Regions from separate parts of the Homo sapiens genome. Here region 1 is linked to region 2. Evidence: chromatin loops called from intact Hi-C (ENCODE). Cell type or tissue: tibial artery. All regions are shown on one strand. Each heading gives the region's core, and the rest is flanking DNA. Links, peaks and the distances in the headings are about the cores only.

The links. Peaks named below come from ENCODE experiments on the same cell type or tissue, not always from the same donor. Only the 100,000 strongest peaks of a DNase experiment are listed, where the experiment ranks them.
Region 1: a loop joins it to region 2, with 4 times the contacts of the local background. A loop is called at or near these places in 3 of 110 quality-filtered maps.

The regions. Positions count from the first base shown.
Region 1 is chr2:236,511,789-236,523,816 of GRCh38, reverse strand. No RefSeq gene overlaps it. Among named protein-coding and RNA genes, the nearest start is that of DRC11, 10 kb to the right of the region's middle. RefSeq lists an enhancer at 10,464-10,533. In tibial artery, for the core only: no CTCF peak of the experiment used is centred there; no DNase peak of the experiment used is centred there.
Region 2 is chr2:236,629,922-236,641,949 of GRCh38, reverse strand. No RefSeq gene overlaps it. Among named protein-coding and RNA genes, the nearest start is that of ACKR3, 66 kb to the right of the region's middle. In tibial artery, for the core only: no CTCF peak of the experiment used is centred there; DNase peaks (open chromatin) are centred at 3,079, 4,689, 5,399 and 6,199.

The sequences.
Region 1 (12,028 bases), core at 4,353-8,352, 120 kb after region 2:
AAGAGGAGCCAAAGGTTGGAAGTTTGGATGCTCCAATGTCAAATCTTTCTATACAAGAGAACTAAAACCGAACTCACAGTTCAGGTCACTTCTAGATTTGAAGTAGATAATTGGAAGCTGTATTCACAAACAATAACAATAATAAGTATATAGAACACTAAAAAGTTAAATGAAATTACAATTTGACTACATACCATTCATTTAAATTCTAGATGATTGTAATGATTTCATAGCATAGTATCTCATGATCCATGGCTTTTCTGAAATGATTTTTAAACTCAATCAGTTACAGTCACAAGAAAGCCATCAGTACTACAAATGGAGGTGCTGCCATTCTTATTAGCTTTATGCTACAATTATTGCTGATGTCATTAAATCTAGATGTAGCAAAGACAGAAAAAGAACAGATGTTAACAAAACAGTCTGAAGCAGAAAGTGTAAAGAAAGAATTTTTGGCAGAGAAACAACAAGTCCTATGGAGCCTAAAAGCCAAAAGCAATTACTTATTAAAAGAATAACTCTTTCCAGCCCTGATGAATTAAGTGGTACTGGATCAGCCCTCCCATCATAAATAATGATAGAACTGGATCAAATTTGTGAATTGTCTGTTTTTCAGGCATTTTCAGACCTGAGGTAGTGCAGAATCGGAGAGAAGAGAAAAGTAACAGGGATGAGCTGTGGCTTCTGGGAGGAGGTTAAAGAAAGACCCTGGCTCTCCTTTTGCTGCTCCTCTCATGCTCTCTCTTGCCTGCCCACTCAGATGGAGTTCAGCTACCATTCTGTGAGCTGGAGAGGCCTGTGTGGAAAAGAACTAAGGAAAGCCAAGGAAGAACTGGATTCCTCAGTCCAACATTTCACGAGGAATTTAATCCTGCCAACAGCCACTCAGGTAAGCTTGGAAGTAGACGTTTCCCCAGCCGAGCCCTCAGATGACACCACGGCACCTGCCTTCTCCCTGACTGCAACCTCATGAGGAGAATTCAAGGCAGAGGCATCCCACTAAGCTGTGCTTGGATTCCTACCCCACAGAAACCCTGAGCTAATAAATGTGCGTTGTTTTAAGTCACTGGGTTTGGGGATAATTGTTATGCAGCAATAGATAACTAATGTAGGAGATAAACAACAAAGAAAATTAATCAAAACAAAGATTGCCCCTTTGAAAATATCGATAAAAATGATAAACCCCTAGCAAGATCAATCAACGAAAAAAGAGAAAATATAAATTACCAATATCAGGAATGACAAAGGGAATATCACTATAAATCCTATAGATACTAAAAGAATAATGTGGAATATTATGAACAACTTCATATGGTAAACCCCACAACTTATATGAAATAATAAAATTACTTGAAAGGTACAACTTATCAAAACTAGGAAGAAATGGAAAATTTGAATAGTGCTATATCTATTAAAGACATTGAATTCTTAGCCAAAAGCTTCCCACAAAGAAAATTTCAAGCCCAGATGGCTTCTATCAAACATTTAAGGAAGAAAATAGCAATATAACAGAAACTCTCAAAAAATACAGGAAAAGGAGCACTTCCTAATTTATTTTATGAGGTCCAAATAACCCTGATAACAAAACTTGACAAAGATATTAAAAGAAAGAAAATTAAAAACTATAAATGTAGATGCAAAAATCTTCAACAATATCTTAGCATGCAAAATTGAGCAGTGTATAATAAGTGTAACCCACCAAGTGCAGCTTACCCCAGACATGCATACAAAAATCAATCAATGTACCTCACTCCATTAACAGAACAGAGAGAATCATATGATCATTCTAAACATGCAGAAAAGCATTCAACAAAATCCAGCAGCCCTTCAGAGAGAGACCCACACATATATGGACACCTCACTAGTGACAAAGGTATCACTGCAGAGCAGTGGGGAAAGGATGGTCTTCCTTCCTTCCTTCCTTCCTCCCCACCTTCCTTCCTTTCTCTTTTTCTCTCTTTCTTTCTCTCTCTCTCTGTCTCTCTCACTCTCTCCCTCTCTCCCTCCTCCATCCCTCTCTTTCTGTCTCTCTCTGTCTCTCTCACTCTCTCCCTCTCTCCCTCCTCCATCCCTCTCTTTCTGTCTCTCTTTCTCTTTCTTTCTCTCTCTCTGTCTCTCTCACTCTCTCCTTCTCTCCCTCCTCCCTCCATCTCTCTCTCTTTCTCTGTTTCTCTCTCTCTTTTTTCAGAAACAGGGTCATGCTCTGTTTCCCAGGCTGGAGTGCAGTAGTGCAATCACAGCTCACTGCAGCCTCAACCTCCTAGGCTCAAGCAGTCCTCTTGCCTCAGCCTCCCGAGTAGATGGGACTACAGGTGGTCCAGGATGGTCTTTTTATCAATAGTGCTGATTGATTTGAATTTTAATATAGAAAAGACAGAAATTCAATCCATCTACTTCACACACACATTTTTCATAGAAAAATTAATTCTCAATAGATTACAGATCTAAATGTGAAAGATAAAGCAATGAAGCTTTTAGAACATAATATAGAAGAATTTTTTTTCACCTTGAAGTTTGTAAAAAATTTCTTAAAGAGAACATCAAATACGCACTAATCTTAAAGAAAATGTTGATGCATTAGATTTCAGTAAAATTAGGAAAATCTGTTCATTAGAAGACACCATTTAAAAAGAGAAAACGAAAACCACAGGGTGGGAGGAGATCTTTTCAATAAAGGCATTCAACATAGACTTGTGCCAGAATACATAAATATCTTCTACCAAACAATAAGAAAAAGATAGAGGAAATTCAATAAAAGTGGGTCAAAAGATTTCCATAGGCACTTCACAAAATATCCAGACGGTCAAAGAGGTACACAGAAAGATTCTCAGTACCATTCTTACCAGAGAAATGCAAATTAAAGCCCCTGTAACCGGACGCCCACCCCCCAGTACCGGTCCGTGGCCTGTTAGGAACTGGGCCACAAAGCAGGAGGTGAGTGGCAGGTGAGAAAGCAAAGCTGCTCGCCATGGCTCGCATTACCACCTGAGCCCTGCCTTCTGTCAGATCAGTGGCAGCATTAGATTCTCACAGAACTGTGAACCGTGTTGTGAACTGCTCATGAGAAGGAGACAGGTTGTGTTCTCCTTATGAGAATCTGACTAATGCCTGATGATCTGAGAGGCACAGTTTCATTCCAAAACCATGCCCCCCACCCCATGGTCCATGTAAACATTGTCTTCCACAAAACCAGTCCCTGGTGCCACAAAGGTTGGAGACGGCTGCCCTATGAGAGAATGACACTACAACTCTAAAAATAAAGAAAAAGATAGAAAATACAAAGGGTTAGGAAGCCTGGGAATCAACCAGAACTCTTATTGGTAAAATGGAAGAAAACATTGGTAGAAACATGGTGGAAAACTTTTTTGTCAGTGTCTTCTGAGGCTGAACATGTGTATACCCCATAGTCCAGCAAGGAGTATGTGTGTGCACTGAAAGATATGTATGTGAATGATCTCAGCAGTGTTACTCCCAATAACCTAAGCCTGCATGCAACCCAACTGTCCCTCAATAGTGGAATGGATAAATAAGCTGTGATCTGTTCATATGTGGAATACTACACACAGCAATGAAAACAAACTACATCTACATGCAAGAACGTGAATGAATCTCACGATCAATCATAAGTAGGTTGAAAGGTGCTAGATACAAAAGAATAAAGTGGACCCTTGAACAACGTGGGTTTTAACTGCATGGGTTCCCTTATATGTGGATTTTCTTCCACCTCTACCACCTCTGAGACAACAAGACCATCTCCTCCTCTTCCTCCTTCTCCTCAGCCTACTCAACATGAAGACGATGAGGATGAAGACTTTGATGAGGATCCCCTTCCATTTAATGAACAGTCAATATATGTTCTCCTCCTCATGATTTTCTTAATAACATTTTCTTTTTCTTCAGCTTACTTTATTGTAAGAATACATTATACAATACATACAACAAACAAAATATGGGTTAGTGGACAGTTTATGTTATCAGTAAAACTTCTGGTTAATCGTAGGTGGGTAGCAGTTACATTTTTGGGGAGTCAAAAGTTACATTCAGATTTCTGACTGCCTGGAGGGTTGGTGCCCTTTTAACCCCTGCATTGTTCAAGGGTCAACTGTACACTGTATAATTCCATTCCCATAAAGCTTATATATGAAGTCTTTCTTTACAATGGAAAAATTAACCTTTGGTGTTAGTCAGGCAGCATTTGCCTTTGGGAAGGAGGGATAGAATGGGTTTGGAAGGGGTCCTCTGGGAGCCTCTGGGATTCTGCTATTCTCGTGAGTCTCGATCTGGGTATTTCATACACGGGTGTTTTCGAATTGTGAAAATGCATTGAGCTGTACGCTAAAGAGTTGCCCACTTTACTGCACTTATACTTTTATAAAAAGTCTTTTTAAGGTAGCTATTTAGTATTTTTACCTGCATTTCATGTCCCAGGACATCTACAAAATCTGAAACCATTTTCGTAGCATGGAAAGTGTAAGTAAACAACTCCCTGAGAATACACTAGGCAGACACATGCCCAGGATGGCTTTAATATGTAAACCTCCACAGCAGCAACAGACTGCACGGGGTCTAGACCAGTGTGACGCCTTGGGGGAAGCTGACAGGCGAGGGTTAGCAGCGTTCTGCCTGCAGTGAGGGCTGCTGCTCCTCCAGCCCTGGGACAGAGCAATGCCTCATCCAAGAAGTGCTGCACTTCTCAGTAGGAAGAGTGAGCAGGGCAGGGCATGGTGGCTCACGCCTATAATCTCAGCACTTTGGGAGGCCAAGGTGGGTGGATCACTTGAGGTCAGGAGTTCGAGACCTGACTAGCCAGCGTGGCGAAACCCCATCTCTACTAAAAATACAAAAATTAGCAGGGCATGGTGGTGGGTGACTGTAATCCCAGCTACTCAGAAGGCTGAGGCATAATAATAGCTTGAACCCGGGAGGCGGAGGTTGCAGTGAGCTGAGATCGTGCCACTGCACTCCAGCCTGGGTGACAGAGTGAGACTCCATCTCAAAAAAAAAAAAAAAAGAATGAGCAGAGGACAAGGAGACAGACATTTGGCAGACAGAGGGAGGAAGAAACAAGCCTACAAGAATTCTTACCAGCCTCCTGCCTGATATTTTTTAAACCAAGATTATATTTCTATTAAGTCTGGTGGTATTCTATGATTAATTAATAGATTAAGTAGACATTTTCTCTGCTCTTAAATTACATATTGCTGATGTAGTCAGAGCCATTGCCAATTCAAGACTTTAAGTATGTCTCATTAATGACTAAGTGTGTCACATTTTTAAGAGATGGGGTCTCGCTCTGTCGCTCAGGTAGTGGCACCATTATAGCTCACTGCAGCCTCAAACTCCTGGGCTCAAGCGATCTTCTTGCCTCAGCCTCCCAAGTATCTGGTGTTACAGGTGTGCACCATTGTGCCCTAGCTTCACTTTTGTTTTATGAACAACACAGCTGTTATTTGTAATTAGCTTTCTACTGTCAGTACCAAAAACTATTGTTTTGTTATAAGCACTGTGAAAATAAAATAGTAAGAGGAGGGATATGAGAGTCAAATAGCAAACACACACACCAGAAATTGGACAGACACATTATTTATTCAAAAGTTTTATCAAAATAAAGGAAACCGTCACTTGAGGTAGGTTTCAGACTGAATTTATCAATGGCTTGTGGAAATTGTGTTCATTTTAATAGACAGCAGGTGTTAAAACAATTGAAAAGTGACCTTCTCTGCATCTGGATTACAAAAGCTGCCTCAGTGTTTGTGAAAAAAACAGGATAATAATAAAAAAAAAACCAACATCCTGCCTCCAGCTAGTTCCTTTTTCTTTTTTCTCACACTGGGCAGTTTTATTAATAGATAATAGCAGCAGCTCATAAGAAACACACACACAAATTTACACTCATTTCCCAGTGGAAGTGATGTTTATTTGACGTAAAATGGCTTTGGTGTTTGTGAGATCTATTCTCTTTGGAACTCTATTCAGAAGGTTACATACACATTGCTCATATCCCTTTAAATTAGTTTACTAGCATATTCTCAACAAAATCTATCAACTCAGATTCATTTCCAGTGCAAACTATGCGTTGATATGTTACGGGAACAGACTGGAGAGAAGCCAAGATTCACAACCAAAACTGTTTGCTGTTTGGGAATGTTGGTGTCAGCTGTTGCAGGAGTTTGTAGTTATCATTGTTCTGAATGCAATGTGCATGTTATGAGCCCTCAACGGAACACCCTGTATGGAACGGGTCTTTGACACCTGGGATTTCTGTGAAGCCTAAACTGAGGAATACGGCTAACTGAGATGCCGATTTTCAGCAGCCCTCTAGACTTCCCCAGTAGCTTACAGGACTGCCAGCCACACAAGAGCATGCTGGTTTAAATTCGTGCCAAGTGCTTTACATACATTGTTTATTTAATCCTTACAGCAATCCTCTGAGGGAAGTAGAACTGTCCGCATTAAATTATAACATGCCATCGACCTTAGGGGTGGCTCAGAATAAGACAAAACTGTGAATGTTAGATCTCGAAGTATTAGGCCAAGGGTCTACCAATGCTTACTTTTAATGATTATGAATTAGTGAAACACATTTGATTTAGTTCCAGGTATGTATTCGAATTGAACAAGCTTAGCATTTCATCCATTTCTTTTCATACAGACATAACATTAGACATGAAAAGTGGAATGTTACCGCAGACAGTTTAATATCTGACATTTTAAAATACACCTCTTATGTAGAATGACATTTTATACTTAGAAGCATAGAAAATGTTTCTTACATCTAAGTTTAGAGGAGAAGGCCTTCAAATTCAATGTGAACTTTACACCTTTTCACTTTCATCTCCGCTGACTTCACTCTCTGCAGTTCTGCAGGCCTACCTGAGGAACGTGTTGGAACTGAATCAAAGTCAACCAGAAACTTCCACTTCCCTTTCACTGTGCCTAGAAGTGCCCATCAAATCACGGTAGGATCACAGCAGTCACTGTTCTCAAACTCCAGGACTCACACTCAGGGACAACTCAAACGACAGACTTATGACTTATTAAACAGGGAGGTAAACCCATCTTTCAAAGACTCGATTCCTTCAATACAAATTCAGTGAGGACGTGAGGAAAATTTCCAACAACGCTACAAACACTGAGTTTTCAGAAAAACACTTCGTGAACGAAATCTCTGGAATATAAAACATGTGAGTCAAATGATCACCTGGATACTAAGTACACAAGGTCACACCAGTTTTCTAGCAAAAGGCAACTTAAAAACCATTCAAGGAGTTCCATCACAATGCTTTGAGTGACACAGTGGGTATTCTTCCCTTTGTAGAGAGATAGACTTGGGTTCAGAAATGTTACTGGACTTTATCCAAGTCACACTGTTAGAAAATGGAAGAATCAGCCGGGCGCGGTGGCTCATGCCTATAATCCCAGCACTTTGAGAGGCCAAGATGATGGATCACCTGAGGTCAGTAGTTTGAGACCAGCCTGGCCAACATGGTGAAACCCTGTCTCTACTAAAAATACAAAAATTAGCCATGCGTGGTGGTGGGCGCCTGTAATCCCAGCTACTCAGGAGGCTGAGGCAGGAGAATCACTTGAACCCAGGAGGCAGAGGTTGCAGTGAGCCGAGATGGTGCCATTGCACTCCAGCCTGGGAGACAAAAGGGAAACTGAAGAAAGAAAGAAAGAAAGAAAGAAAGAAAGAAAGAAAGAAAGAAAGAAAGAAAGAAAGAAAGAAAGAAAGAAAGAAAGAAAGAAAGAAAGAAAGAGAGAAGGAAGGAAGGAAGGAAGGAGAGAAAGAGAGAGAAAGAGAGAAAGAGAAAGAAAGAAAGAAAGAAAGAAAGAAAGAAAGAAAGAAAGAAAGAAGGAGAGAGAGAGGGAAGGAAGGAAGGAGAGAGAAAGAGAGAGAAAGAAAGAGAGAAAGAGAGAAAGAAAGAAAGAAAGAAAAAGAAAGAAAGAAAGAAGGAAAGAGAAAGAGAAAATGGAACAATCAGGAACAGTTGCTCCAACTGACTACAATTTTACAGTAATCAAATGCCCAGTTTTTATTTTCTAATGAACAACCAGCTTATAACATGCCTGACTACATTGTTACCTAGTTTTGAGCATCAATAAACTAAGTAAAATATTAAACGAAAATAAGCAGCATCCTGGGCTCTACAGACTCATAGGCATGATCCACACATTGCGAGAGTTTTAGGAAACCTATAATTAGGAAGGAAGGGACACAGTGTGACACTGGGTGACCCCCACTGTGCCCTGGCCAATAAGAGAGGCATGATGCCTTCCTGGCCTTTCTCTGGGGTGTTACAGAAACCTTTTCAAGACTTACCAAAACAGCACTCTGCCACTTACTCCAGCTGGTTCCTTAAAGGCTGAATCACACCACCAAAACTCTCAGGGAAGGGTCTATGTATGGTGTGAGAACACAGAGTATTGGGATTTCTTGGAAAGAAATAAGGGTGGTGAGATGCCAGTGCAAATTATATCCCAGAAGAGTGCTTCTAGACCAGGGTTTAAAAATTGACGTGCACTTGGCAGAGGAATACATCTTCAAATTCTTTCTTTCCATTTATCCTAAAAATAAGTTTCTGACTCCCTAATTTGAAACATCTTCCCATATGCTTATCACTTTTGAGCTACCTTCCTGTCTCCTTCACCAAGCTTCAGTAGGTGTCTCTGTACTTACTCGCTCTAGCTCCTCCATTCTTCAGCCTCCATTCCTTCCCCAGCCCAACCTCCAGCTCTGCTCCTTCGAGCCACCTGCCACTGAAGCCTCAGCTCAGCTCAGAATTCTCCCTCTCTGAGCCACACCGCAATCCCATGAATTGTACTTTCTCAACATTTTATACCTTCTCCTCTATTCTTCGTTTCTCATTCAAAAATGTCTAGGTATCAGTTAGCTTCTCCTTGGTCAATGTCAATGATCAGTTCATAGCCAGTGCCTCCCCCCAAGCTGCCAGGAGCCTTAGGCGAGGTCCTCAGTCTGTTGTGCTTAGTTTTTACAGCCTGGTCTTTTGGTAGAGTGTATTTCTGTCTTGTCATGCTTCTCTCTCTCAAATATACAATGTGCCATTTTAGCTTTGTAAGTGTGTAATTCAGTGACATTAATTACATCCGCAATGTTGTTGTACAACCATCACCACTATATTTCAAAATTTTTCATCACCCCAAAAACTCTGTACACATTAAGAAATAACTCCCCACTCCCTCCTTCCACCAGCCCGTTAACCTCTAATCCACTTTCTGTCTTTACAAATTTGCCTGTTCTAGACATTTCATATGATGTGGAATCATACAAAGTGTGTTCCTTTGTGTCTGGCTTATTTCACTCAGCGTAATATTTTCAGGGTTCATCCATGCTATAGCATGTGTCAGAACTTCATTCTTCTCTACAGCTGTATGTTGTTCTATTTACATATACACCACATTTTGTTTATCCACTCATCTCTACTTCTTGTCTTTGAATTGTCCCCTGCCTCATGACCCTGTGAGCAATTATCTTGCTCACATAAACCTCCATAGTTTGAGGGTCGCCGTACAATTCAGTCCAAAGTTCTCGGCCTGCTATCAAGTCCATATAACATCTGGCCTGAGTCGATTCCCAGGTCAAAGGCAAATACTGGCTCTCGAACGAACATATCCCTGTACTTTTCCTGCTGCTCTACCTTTGCCGTGTTGTTTCCTTCACCTGGCATGGTCTCCCATTTCCTCAGGTCAAAGCCCCACTCACCTTTTACGTAGCTAGCTCTAATCCCACCAGCATAACACCTTCCACTTTCCCAAGGGCAAAGTAGCCCCTCTCTCTTCTAAACTCCCAAAAGACTTTGTGCTGTGACATTTAATCACCCCCTACCTTTATCTCTTCTACTCCACTCCCTGAAGGCTGAATTCCTATCAAAGGTTTCTTTTTCTATTGCACCACATTGAGTATTGTGATTGGCATAGTATGGGTGTCCATAATATTTGCCCAACTGAATTCATACATATTGAGAACACGGAGAAAAAAACATTTTCCCAGATACCTGGCAGTCTGATTATGAGGCTGTATAAAGACATGTACATTTGACATAAAATAAGGCATCAACTGTTTAGGACAAAAACATAGTAATTGTGGAAGAAATAGTGACCAATTTAGAGGAAATTATTTGAAAAGTGAATCAAAATAATGATTTGGACCTCAGATGCCTAGCAAGGTACACAGAATGGTTACTAAACAAGTAAGCTCAGAGTTTTCATGTAAGAAGAGAAAATAAGCTTATTAATATCACTCAGGCCTGGCAGGATGGGACCCTGGAATGGAACTGAGTAGGATAGAGAGACCAGGGTGGATGGAGCAGAGCTCTGGTCCTCCCTGGAAGCCCAGGACCTGCTCTGGCCCTTCAAGGAAGTAGCTTCTCCTTGGTGGATGTTAATGGTCAGTTCCATGGCCAGTGCTCTCCCGCAAGCTGCCAGGAGCCTTCCTGGGCAAGGTCTCAGTCCACTGTGCTTGGTATTTACAGCCTCATCTTTTGGTACAGTGTATTCCTGTCTTGTCATGCTTTAGTCTTACCGTTACTGGGGGAAATGGGAGGGGGTGTTAGCGAAGGAGGTGAGGAAGGAGCCTGGGTCCTTGGGTGAGAAGGTGGCAGCAGGAAGCATTGCATCCTCCCCACTTTGACTGGTTAGTGGCTGGCCTGCCACCGTGTGGCAGGAAAAGGCCCTGCTTCCTGTTGCAGCTTGAGTTGTCTTAGACCGAGGTGTAGACAGATGAGCTGCTTTGGGACCCTTTAACCCCGGTTCAGGCCTGGTAAAGAAACAAGTTCCCTGGTTTGGCTGAATTGTCATGGCATAATGAAAAAAACTACAGGAGAGAATTGTGCGGTTCTGAGTGACTGATGACTCATTAAAATAAAATAGGTCAGGTTCTGGCCCAGTGAACTTCATGTGATCACAGGAAATATTCCAGACCATTAAAATGATTTGTGAGTTTTTAGAAAAGGAAGCAGAGATAACAAGTATTATCATCTTGGATTTTCCAAAAACAAGACATGCCAGATCAGCCTAATTGTAAATTTCTGTAGTTACTAACATAATACATAAGGCAATGCTATAGCTAGGATATAGCTGCATATTACTGTGCGCTTGAAAATCCTTATCTCATGGATTTGTTGAGGGCAAGGAGGAATACAAGCCAGATGATAGCACAGCTGGCAGGTTTATAACTTGTGGATTGGTGCTAACTTGAACTCATTTCTGGTGCCATGCTGTGGGGCGCCCTGGCTTTGTCATTGAGAACATGTTTATCAATAGCATGGATCATTTGAGGGATGACGTGGAACTGGATGGGATGATGTATGCACTGAATAACAGAGGAGACATTCAGCAGGAGACACTGTAGGCAGTTTTGGGGGGTTAGCTGACTATGGGCATCATGAGTCATCGGTGTGGCGTGACCGCCCTACAATGGATCTAAGGTGTGGAGACTCAAGGAAGGGCCCCTTTTGCTACTTGATGAAATGCCTACCACCTCCCACTAGAAGCTTTTGTTTCATTGGTTTATGTCTGAAGGATGCTAAGTTGTGTTAACAGCATCACAGAGGGAAGGACAACTTAAAATCTTGTAATGTAGAAGAAGCTGAGGGTTCTTACTCTGTAACCAAGAGGACTTTGATTAGGGGCGGGGGGTGCAGGTGGACAGGTGGACATGGGCTTAAATTTTTCAAAGACTGCTCCCATAAAAGAGGGATTGGAAGCCGGGCACAGTGGCTCACGCCCGTAATCCCAGCACTTCAGGAGGCCAAGGCAGGTGGATCACCTGAGGTCGGGAGTTTGAGACCAGCCTGACAAACATGGAGAAACCCCATCTCTACTAAATATACCAAAAAAAAAAAAATAGCCTGATGTGGTGGCACATGCCTGCAATCCTAGCTACTCGGGAGGCTGAGGTAGGAGAATCGCTTGAACCCCAGGAGGCGGAGGTTGCCATGAGTCAAGATCGCACAAGATCTTGGCAACAAGAGCGAGACTCCGTCTCAAACAAAAAAAAAAAAAAGAG
Region 2 (12,028 bases), core at 2,862-6,861:
TAAATTTCCCCAATTATCCCAACTTGCCTTTTATGGTGGTTTTAGTTTTTGTCTATGCATAGGATGCCTTGCATATCACAATGCCAGTTTTGCAAATTCTATCTTTAAAGCATTTGTGTAGGATTATACTTGTACATGGCGCAATGACAGATAAGATGGCAGTCACAAAAGCAGTCCTGTCCTCAAGTCAAGAGTAGCAATTCTCAACACCAGTGTCCATACAACATCTGAAATTCCTTGAAAAATGTATGCGTGGGTTTTGCGGGGAGAGCATGCAAAGCTTTAATCAGGCTTTGAAAGGAGTTTGTGCCTTTAAAAATAAAAAAGATTAAGGAACACTGATGTGGGGGCCAGGACACGCAGAGTACCGAGCCAACGCAATCAACTGATTTTCACGGGCTTCATTTGTCGTAACCATAGATGCTGTTTGCATACATTATTTCATACGTCCTTACACGTGCATGTTATCAGCCTTGTGCAAGAAGAGTTGGTAACAGCTCCACGGCCATGATAGTGGTTAGGGGGAAAGTTGAGATTCAAACCCAGGCCTGCCTTATTCCAGAGCCACACCTTGAGCTGGGCATTACATGAATTCTCATCCGCCTGCCCACTGCTGAAGCCCGGCATCCAGTCCTGTGTCTCACACTTAGACCAAATGGGAGCACAGCCAGGGAAGAGTGGCCACCGGGCATGAGAACTCACACTGCATCACTGCAAAGACCAGCTGGGTGCCCTTCCCAGATTTGACTCTCCTCTCCTCACAGCTGCAGCTGTGGGAACTCTCCTGCGGCCCCATTCTTCTGCCCTCTGCATTACAGAGAAGGCCTCCGTCATTCCTCAGACCACTCGGCCCCAGGGCAGCACTGCTCCCAGTGCCTCTCCTGCCAGTGCAGGCTCCAACTCCTCCTGTGGCCAATTCACCCCTTTATTCACTTCTGGAAACCACGTGCCCTGCATGGTCCTGACTTCTGAGTCCCGTTGTACCAGCCTGTTTTCTGTCTTCTGCCCTGTGTTCAAGGTTCCCACCTGGACCTTGCTCCTACCTGCCAAGTCATTTCCAGAAAGCTGCCTCCAGCCTCCCCACCCGCAGCCCTGATTCCAGCTGGGGCCACAGCCCTGCTGTTGCACACACTCCTTTCCAGCACTGCCTCTGCCAGATCACCCTGACCTCTGGACACGGCATGTTTGCTTCCAGATGGAATTCCTCCCAGAGCCTCCAGCTGGGTCTCTGGGTTCCCATAGCACCTGCGGATTTGTCCCCCATTGCACAGTGTCCTTAAGCATGGCTTCAGAGCCAGGTCTTCTTGCATCCTGCTAGCCATGGCCAGACGCGGTGGCTCATGCCTGTAATCCCAGCACTTTGGGAGGCCGAGGTGGGTGGATCACCTTGAGGTCAGGAGTTCAAGGCCAGCCTGGCCAACATGGCAAAACCCCGTCTCTACTAAAAATACAAAAATTAGCCGGGCGTGGTAGTGCACGACTGTAATCCCACCTAGTCGGGGAGGCTGAGACAGGAGAATCACTTGAACCCGGGAGGCGGAGGCTGCAGTGAGCCGAGATCACTCTACTGCACTCCATCCAGCCTGGGCGACAAAAAAAAAAAAAAAAAAAAAAAAAAGTTAATTCCAAAAGCCAAGTTAGAGTTTTAAGAGTTATATTTTAAAACATTGTATGAGAAACCCATGTTGTTATAACTCCTCCATCTTGCAGAAGAGGGGACAAGAGACCCTCATGAATATTGATGCTAATAAGAATAGAAACACCATCGACTCTGAAGGGTCCAGTGGGAATACAATTAATAACGAATGGAAAGAATCCACTTGTTGGAATTATTGTTGCAAAATCTTGTAATTCTACTTTCATTTGACTGCATTTTTCTTGAAATCGGTCCTATTCCCTGGCTTCTCCCTGGAGGGAGGCTAGGAATACTTTCCAACATTTAATAAGGAATCATCCCCCTCTTAAGGACAACCTTGTGTTTCAAATATGGTGCTTGGCCACACTTGAACAGATAGGATTTTCCATTTGATCCTTTTAGAGAAAACTTGGATTCTTGTGTCTGTCATCAGTCCAGAAATCCTACCTCTCCTGATAATGCTGCCATTTGGTTAGCTCATTAGCAGACAGTCTGGCACTTACTAGGTACCAGGCACAGTTCTAAACACTTTGCAAACATCAACTTATGGGACGTACATTTCCACCTGAAACCACTGTGCACAAAAGCATGTGCACGTTGCAGTCAGGTCTGTGATACTAGGGTTATTTATATAATTTAACACTTATTAGAAGTAAAATATTTTTTAACTTTTATGTTATCCCCAGCGCCCCCCTCCCCCGAAAAAGATGTCTATAATGCTGTAATTAGGAGCTAATAAGATGGGAGAAGAGCAAGTGAGGAGTGACTGCCAATGGGTTTCTTCCTGCAATTAGAGTGGTGATATTTGCACAACTTTGTAAATATAGAAAATGATTGACTTGTACACTTTGAAAGGGTGAAATTTATGGCATGAGAATTGTATCTTGATTTTAACCCATGTATGCCTGAGGTTGCAATTTTTTGAATTTTGGCAATCAGACTTTGGCAATGACCTTGAGCAGTAGGATATAAATAACTCCTGCATGCATAGTGTTCCAATAATGGAACACTAGGCATACATAGCTAAGTTAACAGAAAAAGAAGACAAAAAAAGCAACAATTCTCTCATTCCTTCTCGTGTTCTGATGACCCACGCATCCCCCTCCAAACCCTGTCCACAACATTTTTCCCTTTTGCCTAGAACTCAGAGAAGGAGAGAGAGGAAACAATAAAATTGAAGAAGAGAAGAGAAAGTATAATGGTGTTGCAAGAGTAACTGGAGCAGGTGTCCCCACTGCAGGGTGGAAAGCAGCACTGGACCCTGTGAGGAGCCTGCAGGTGTCCTCCTGCCCCACCCCCACCCCTGCAACCCCCACTGCCCGAAGCCCGGCTGTGGATGGGCTCACAGGTGTCTCCAGCCCGGGCTGCACAGGACTGCCTGGGGGCTGGAGTGAGAGGGTGGGAAAGGCCAGGGACAGGCAGAGGCATAAGGAGTGGTCCTTGCACTGGGCACTCCTACAGCCTTCAGGAGGAGGGGCAAGCGGAGCAGAGAGATGACCCCGGCACAGTAGGACCTGCTTTGCCGAAGCAGCATGAGTTGAGAGTGCAGGGGCCATGCTTTAGGCTACCCCAAAGCAGGTAGCCTTTGAACAGCGTCTGTTTTCTTTTTCTAGAGTCAGAGTCTCGAGACCTGTTTTCACATCTAAAACATGCCTGGCCTGTTTCTCTCTGACCACTTCCGTCCCTTGAAACTCTCCCTGCCTGATTTCCTCACCTCTTCTCCTTCCCCTTCTACATGTCATCTCTTTTTCTCAGTTTCTTATGAGCTCTCCTCTTCTTCCCACCGTGGCAGGAGGGTCTCACTCTGTTGCCCAGGCTGGAGTGCAGTGGTGCAATCATAGCTTACTGCAGCCTCAAACTCCTGGGCTTAAGTGATCCCCTGACACAGCTTCCAGAGTAGGTAGGACTACAGGTATGCACATCACAACTGGCTATTTATTCAAATTGTTTTTTGTAGAGACAGGGCCTCACTACATTGCTCAGGTTGGTCTTGAACTCCTGGCCTCAAAGAATTCTCCCTCTGTAGCCTCCCAAGTCTCTGGGGTTACAGGTGCAAGCCACCATGCCAGGCCTGAATAGGGTCTTTAAGGGTGATTACAAGTCCACCAAGAAACCAGACGGACCCAGGCAGAAGGATACACTGGAGAACTGGGGTCAGGGACAACTGAATGTTCAGAGCTAGTGGAGTGGAAGCTCAGGATGCAGGAAGAGGCCAGAAAGTGTGAGCCAAGAAGACCTCGGATGCCGTAATGAGAGGGGATCCAGCCAAAAGCTTTGAGGAGGGAAAAAAGAGAAAATGTTGGTCTGTGTCTGAAAGCAGCTACTCTCAGACTGGAGCTGACTCAGATGCCAGATCTGGGGAGGAGGGAAGGAGGTGGAGAGGAAGAGGATTCAGTCCAAGTCGCTCTCAGGGCTCTGGCAGTATGATAGGAATTGTATTTGGGATAAGGTTGGTTTGACGTGACTCAGGGTCTTGCCACTGGAGACATCCTGCTCATGGTACATCATGGACCTGGAGCCCATGGGATGGGGCCAGCACAGATGGAAACAGTGTCCAGCTTGTTCCAGACACTGATGCTGGGGCAGAGCTGAGATGCCTGGGATGGGGGGTGTGGGGGCAGGGGGAAGATGGGAAGGGAAGAGAACTAAGGATAGAAGCTGCCAGGGGTGGGAAGAAGATAACTCATAAGAGTCTGAGAAAAAGAGATGGCAGGTAGCAGGGGAAGAAGAGGTGAGAAAACCAGGCAGGGAGAGTTCCAATGAAAGGACGTGGTCAGAGGGAAACATGCTGAGAAGGAGTTTTAGATGCCTTAAGGACGAGGGCTCCTCTGAGATGAATTCTGTCCCAGGTTAAGACCAGCTCACCCCCTGCATTCCCAAAATACACCACGAATTCTCCTAGGGGAAGAGCAGCCTTCGCGCTTTCTAAGCAAGAGGGATGAGAACCACACAGGCTCCGTGATCTGTCAGGCATTTGGCCCCAGTCCGGGGATGAAACCCAGCTCTCCTGACACAGTCCCCCGCATTCTGCTCACTCCATGGAGAAGACGTATTTCTGGGCCAAGTGTGTGCTTCTGATTCAGGGCACAGAGGAGGCCACAGAGTAGGCAGTGGTTGTGCCAAGTGGCTCATGGCACCCAAGAAGCCTCTTGGAGCAGCGTTCTGCATGGCCCGTGTCTTCTCCAAACCTCTTACGGAAAGTACTTTCTGGAGGCCTTTTGAAAGTGCAGGATTTTCTGGGGTTGACAACAGGATTTGTTGAGAAAGACTGAGCCACCACATGAGGATGAGAATGGGAACTGTTATGTGGCTGCGTGATATCTCTCGCACACATGTGCACGTGCACACACACAGATGCTCACACACACACAGAGAGCAACACGCACATATACACACGCACACCACATGGCCTATAGCCTTCCGGCTGCTCCTCACTAAGCTGCCTTTGGTAGGCATGGACTGCTCTATTCTGGTCTAGATTCAGATTCTTCTGGACTCTGTTGACCCCACGCCACATCCATCTGAGCTGAAATCAACCATTCTGTGTTTAAGACTTATTACAATTTGAAAACCTTGGTGAGATTTCGATCTGAAACTGCTCAGACACCCACTTAACTTCATTCTTTATTCATAGGTTTCTACAAGCTTCAAATCAACTGAAAATTGTTTCAAAAAGGAGGCTTCCGGCCTGCCTGGTGGACTTGGGAATGAACGTGGACTCACAAGGAATGACTGAGCATCCCACAACAGCTCTTCCTCTGTTTTCATGTCCCATCAGCATTGCTGCTGCCCTGCAAAGTGGGAAGCCACCTAGCTCCCTGACTGCGGTCCCCGCTGAACAGGGATCTTGTGGAGAAGAGTGGTAGATGACCCTCTCTGTGTGGGGCAGTGACCTCCCTTGCCCACGGCTCCCAGCGCTAGAGGGCTCTCTCCTGAGACCTGATCTCATAGCCAACTTCTCCTCAGCTACCCCCGGGAGCTCTTGAAGACCCCCAGAATGCATTTGCAAGGCACTTCCCAGAAGACTGAGTTGTTCTGGTGGCACTCAGGAGTCCAGTTTTAAAACTCCACATTTGTCCAGCCTAGGATGGGAACCCCTAAGCCCTACTGTGGTAAGGACCCCAGGAAAGGCCTTTCTGGCCCCAACAAATGACCCTCTGGCCTTTCTTGGGGCCCCTCCAGTTCACCCCATCACAGAACCACAACAAAAGCTGATGCCAACACGCCCACGAGGTGGGGTGCTATTTTAACCACCTGCTAGCCTCATAGGGAATTAATGACCCTATGAGTTTACACACACCCCAGTTCACCCCACAAAACAGTTGGCATGGCTTACCACACCTTCAAAGTTTATTACAATAAAATGATCAAATAATCAGGAATTAGAAATAATGTTTTTCCTCCTGGCTCCAGGCCTGCTGCCTGTGTCGCCTTGTCACGGAGAGTGCAAGGCCCACGGGCAAAGGCCAGAAAGGCCCCCAGCCCTGCTTCTTGAGGACTGTCCATGTAGCCCCAGGCAGAGGGCAGAGCCCTTCTTCGGGAGTGGGGAGGGCGGGTGGATAAGGCAGGATAACAGCCGGTGGGGCCCAGCAGGTGCGGCGGGTTGGCTCTGCGCCAGCCTGTGTCAGACATGTGCTCTCACCCACTTCACACCGTCCCGATGTGTGAGAGGAGTGTGCACCGGCCTCCCGTGGCTACCCTACCAATGTGCCGCAAACCAGGCAGGTTTAAAAAGCAGGGACGGCCGGGCGCGGTGGCTCACGCCTGTAATCCCAGCACTTTGGGAGGCCGAGGCGGGCGAATCATGAGGTCAGGAGATAGAAACCATCCTGGCTAACACGGTGAAACCCCGTCTCTACTAAAAAATAGAAAGAAAAAAATTAGCCGGGCGTGGTGGCGGGCACCTGTAGTCCTAGCTACTCGGGAGGCTGAGGCAGGAGAATGGCGTGAACCGGGGAGGCGGAGCTTGCAGTGAGCCGAGATCTCCCCAGTGCACTCCAGCCTGGGCGAAAGAACGAGACTCTGTCTCAAAAGATAAATAAATAATAAAATAAAAAGCAGGGATTTGCTCTGTCATCGTTCAGAAGTGCAAAAGTAAGAAATGAAGGATGGCAGGGTCTCTGCTCCCTCCAGGGGCTCTAGGGCAAGACCCTTCCTGCATCTTCCCAGCGCCGGTGACTCCTGCAACCTTTGCATCCCTTGGCCTGGGGCTGCATCTCTCCAAACTCTGCATACGGCCCCCTTCTCTGTGTCTCTCTTTGTCCTCTCCTCTGCTTGTAATGACATCCATCATTGGGTTTAGGCCTCCCCTAATCCAGGACAATACCATGTTAAGAGCCTTCATTACATCTGCAAAGACCCTATTTCCAAATAAGGCCACAGTCACAGTTACGAGGGGTTAGGATATAGACATATATTGGGCAGGGGATGCTATTCAACCCACTCCAGAGGAGGCATTATCCCCACTTTACAAGAGGAAAAGTTCAATAACTGTGACAGGTACACACCTGGCAAGGCACAGAGCACAGAGTACCTAGAGATGGCATTGGGTTTTGACCCTGAAAGAGGCAGTTCCCTTGAGTAGACTCTGTCTATTCAGGGAACACAGGCCCCCACCCATAGGGTGACCCACGGCAAGCAGCGGCCACCCAGAGGGTCTGTGGCATCAACACCAGCTACAACCACCATGAAATCGAAACAGGCACTTGTAACAAACACTCATTGCTTTCCTGGACTAAGTGAGGATGCTTCCCCATGCTAATTAACAAAGGCTCACTAGCATGGGCCTCACCTTGGGCTTCTGAGGCAGCCTTAATTTATGAGGATTGATCATAAATCCTCATTTAATGCAGATCATTCCACAGCTCGTGTGGAACATATCAGCTGTCACCAACGCTTGGGGCTTCGCTCCGCTGCCTCTGGTGAGTTGAGCCTGATGCTCAGAGGGAAGGCGCAGGAAGCAGCCTCTGCAAAAATTACAGAAATCCGGGAAGAAATAGTGAGGTCTCCAGATCACTGGTCCAAGACTGAGGGAATTACAATAGAAAATGTGACAACAGCAGGACAGATAAATCACATATACCTGTCACCTGCTTAGAGGAACAGGGAAGTGGGAGAGAAAAGAAAATATGGAAAGTTAATTAACCTGCCACGTTATTAATCCTTCACCTGTGTTTTAGAGCTAGGAAGAGAATGATGGGAAAACAAAGAAGTAGAGCGATTTGTGGAGCACAAAGAGTGCTCGGCTGCCGCCCCGCTAGCCCCGACCTCAGAGCTGAAGACATCGACCCGGCCGCCGCCCCGCCAGCCCCGACCTCAGAGCTGAGGACATCGACCAGAGAAATTGGGAGGCCAGCCCGAAGTCGCCCTGCATGTTAGTTGGGAGCTGCTATTATAAGGCGGTGCTCCTGCCTCCGGCTCACCCCTTACACCAGAATAAAGGGGTTCTCTGTTAAGAGAGTTGCCACGTTTCCTCCCAACTCTAGTCAACGTCAGCCAAAGACTTCGCTTTCTTCCCAAACCAGGAGTAGGTCATTGAATGTATTGATTCAGATCTTAACGTGGGTGTTGAGTTAGAGTGGGTAGCCTCTAAACCCATTCAATGAATGTTCCAGAATGTTAAAGGCATAGTAATGAAATTTATCCAGCATACTCAAATACTGTTGATGTGGTTGCATATGTGTAGACCTGGTGAATTGTTCCTTTGTTCATGTTTCCTGGGCTTCTACTCCTGGCTTTCTGCAATGCTCACACTGTAGGACCCTCTTTCCACATCTCTCACCTTCTCCCCCTGCTCCCCACCCAGTACAGACCAATGACCTCTGGCCCTGTTCTCCATCCCAGCTCCAGACACACACATCCAATTCCCTCAACTGTCCACATCATGCTGGTCACCACTGCCCCCTCTCTCCCAGAAGGGCCAGTCCCCGCTGCCTCCTCTCTCCTGGAAACCTGCTCTCCTGGCTATAGTTCCTGGCCAGGATATCGCCCCCACCGTCCATGCACCCCAAAGCAGTGAGGGTGTCACCTCCCCTGGGTCTCAGGCTTGCCCCGAGTCTCCACTCAGACTCCGAGTCCCCTCTGTCCTCCCCACTGAATTTCTCAGCTTGTCCACTCCTTTGCCCCCAGTAGACACCTCCTTCTGCAGACCCTCCTCCACCTCTCTTGGGAAGACTTTGATAAAAGCTTCTAGCTGGCTCCCTGTCTGCTCTCTCACCACCCACATCCCCATCAAGCCCACCCTCCATGTTGCATCAAGCAGCTCCATGACCACCGGAACACTGGGCAGCCTCTAAGCCTACAGAAGGAAGACCAGGACCCTAGGCATGAACCGCAAGTCCTCCCTCTGTGTAGCAGCTCCCCCTGGCCTTATCCACACTGTATCCCAGGAATGCAAAGCCACCACTGTTCCCAGCCCATCTTCACTCCTCTTCATCTCTTCATCCTTCTGCCTGCACTACCCCCTGACTACCTGCCTGACCAGCTCCTATTCATCCTTTGAAACCCCACTCGGGCATCCTCTCTGAATGGTCCTAGCCCCCACAAGGTCAGCTAATGTATGCCCCTCTGAACTCCTGCCCTGCTCAGCTCACATGACTTATGCGTAGCTGCCCTGTGGATGCTCCTATCCTTTCCACACCATGGCTGTGAGCTCCATGAGGCCTGTCTCATCCTCTTCCAAATCCTCAGAGCTTCCACTCTGCTCAGCACACAAGAGACGCTTAGCACAGGTGTGTGGAGCCCAGACTCCATCTCCCTCCTCAGGAACACATCACACTAACCGCCTATACCCTTGGCAGGATGTGACAAGAGGGGCACGTCCCCTCTGCGGGCTCTTTCCAAAAACCCACAACCCCGATCTAACCATGACAACAACCACAGACGAACCCAAATGGAGGGACCATCTAGAAAATGTGTGATGGTGCTACCCCAAGTCTCTCCAAGCAAACAAGCAAAGGATGGGAAGGACCTTGCTGTGAGTCTGAACCTGTGGTTTGTAGCAGGGGTAGGTCTCTGCGTTGCTCCGGCAGTTTACAGTCAGGAGATCACTCTTACCAGCCACATGATGGAAATCAAGAAGGCGGCTGCCCCTCTTCGCCTGGTCCCCCTGCCAGTCCCCGCCTAGCAGGCACAATGGCCTATTTTAACAGCACATGTCTCCCCAGTGATTACCCCTGGCCTTGGCTTGGAATGAAATGCCCTGATTGGAAGGGCCCTGCTTGAACTGGCTCTGCCTCTGTCTCAGCCTTCACGTCACCCCCGCTCTCTTCTCCCTGCAGGCCAGCCAGGCCGGAGGGACCCCTTTCCCCGCTCACACACACTGCCTGTGCTTGGTCTGCCCTCCCCTGCGTGCTCCTCATACGCCCAGCTCCTTCCGATCCTTCTGGTCCCCTCTTCAATATCTCCTCCTGCAAGTGGGCTGCCCTGCCCACCTGAGTGAATTGCACCCTTCCAATTCTCTATCACCACTTGGGAGTTATGTCCCAAGGTGCAGCCATCCTCCTCATTTGTAAGTCCTCGAGTCCTGTCCACCTCCCAGCTGCACTGCAAACTCCTGCAAGCAGGGCTGGTGCACAGGGTCTGCAGCCCGTGCGCCCAGGGCCCCACTGCCCCAGGCAGGCCCTGCCCTTGCACCCTTCATCCTCACCGAGGGGCAGAGAAAGTAGGGGGTGGCGGTGGCTGGAGTTAAGCGTCATGGAAAGACTGAGTAAGCCCTGGAGCCCGATAGCCAGAGCCACGAATGTGACTTTCGGGAGGTGGATCTGCTGCAGAGCCTGCTCTGGAACACGCAGACACAAGCATCCACTTCACGAGGCTGCAAGGATTAAATAAGATAATGTATTTCAAGAGCCAAGTGCAGTGTCTGGCACAGAGTGCATGCTCATTATCCTCTAATTTTTTAAAGATATGATTAGGCTGACAGTGCATGTTGTTTAAATCCTTGCCAAAAGCAACCCCGTTGCTATCGTTCTTCCGTATGCTTGTGCATGTTTTATCTCGACTGTAAGTCAAGAGAAAACAGTCCATTAAAAAAGAGACGTTAACCTTCTACCTTTCCCACATATCCCAAATTCCAAAATGATTGTAACAATACGTGTTGAAGCAAACATTTCTTTTTCTGTGGGTAGGAAATAAAAAGTGAATTTTAAAACTGTTCAGAGTTGGAGGACAGCAAGTTCAATGCATTTGCACATGTGCCCTGCAGTCAGAGAAAATCAAAAAAGAAGACAAATCTGAACAGAAAAATTAAAGCAAGAAAATGAGACCTTGAAGCTCAGCCCTCAAGCCTGTCTATGCCTTCAAACCTCCTGGTCAAATCTAAAGAAAACCAAAGTCTTTTCCTGAGTATTACCTACCACACTTACCAAAAAAAAAAAAAAAAAAAAAAAAAAAAAAAAAAAAGATGTAAAATGGTGGTTAAGGCATAATTTATAGTAATAAAGACAAATGTATCTCAAGGAAAACAGAAAGCATAAAAGAAAAGAAAGACAGAAACCCCCAAAACAATGGGCCACTGTGGCGAGGGCTTGAGTAGTGACCCTGGGCCAGGCACAACCATGCTCCGGGAACAAAAATAGAATCACAGCATTTGCTCGGAGAGAGGATGCATGGAGTGGCGAGGACGCGGCCCAGCCTGAGAGACCTGTTGTAGGCTCTGTCCTGGGTGCATCCAGGGTCTTGCTGGATCACTGAGACATGAGAGGGATGAGAGGGACGTCGTGCACAGCAATAAAGAGACCTCTGGTGAACTCCCTCCCCATGAGAGTCAGATAGTCTCTGCTTCTGGCTCTGCACAGACTGGCTTATTTCCACTAAGGCCACTAAGGGCCACTAAGGGTTGCTTGTCACCCTGACAGGCCCAAGCAATAGCCAAAGCTGTACCCTGGACAGAGTCAAGACACACAGACTGTAGCAGCTGGGAGGAATGTTAAAGCCCTTGCCTCCTAACCCTGCAGGCTGCAGGTCAGAACGGGGAGCTCAGGGTCAAAGCGTCAGGTTCAACCCATGGTCCAGGGCCCCGTGAAGACAGCAGGCTGCCTGTCTTCTGAGCTCAGGAGATCAGGCCCAGACTCTCAAATGAACAATTACTCTCCTGCCCAGGACTCTGGCATAGGAAAGTGCCTAAGAGCTTTGATAGCAGTATTGCCAGGCAGCCTGCTCCAGGTCTCAGCACAGCAACTTTCCCTTATTATGTCCTGCGCCACCAGAAAACGCACAACTGCACAGAGTGGGGGCGAGTCCCAGGATCCCAGCAGGCCGGACTCCAGAGAGAGCAGGAGGGGCTGCCTTTCAGCTGAGCAGGCCACGGCTGCTGGTGAAAACTCCTGGAACCTCTGGTTTAGGTTGAGTATGATGGGTTGAATGGTGGTGGCCCCCAAAGATATGTTCACA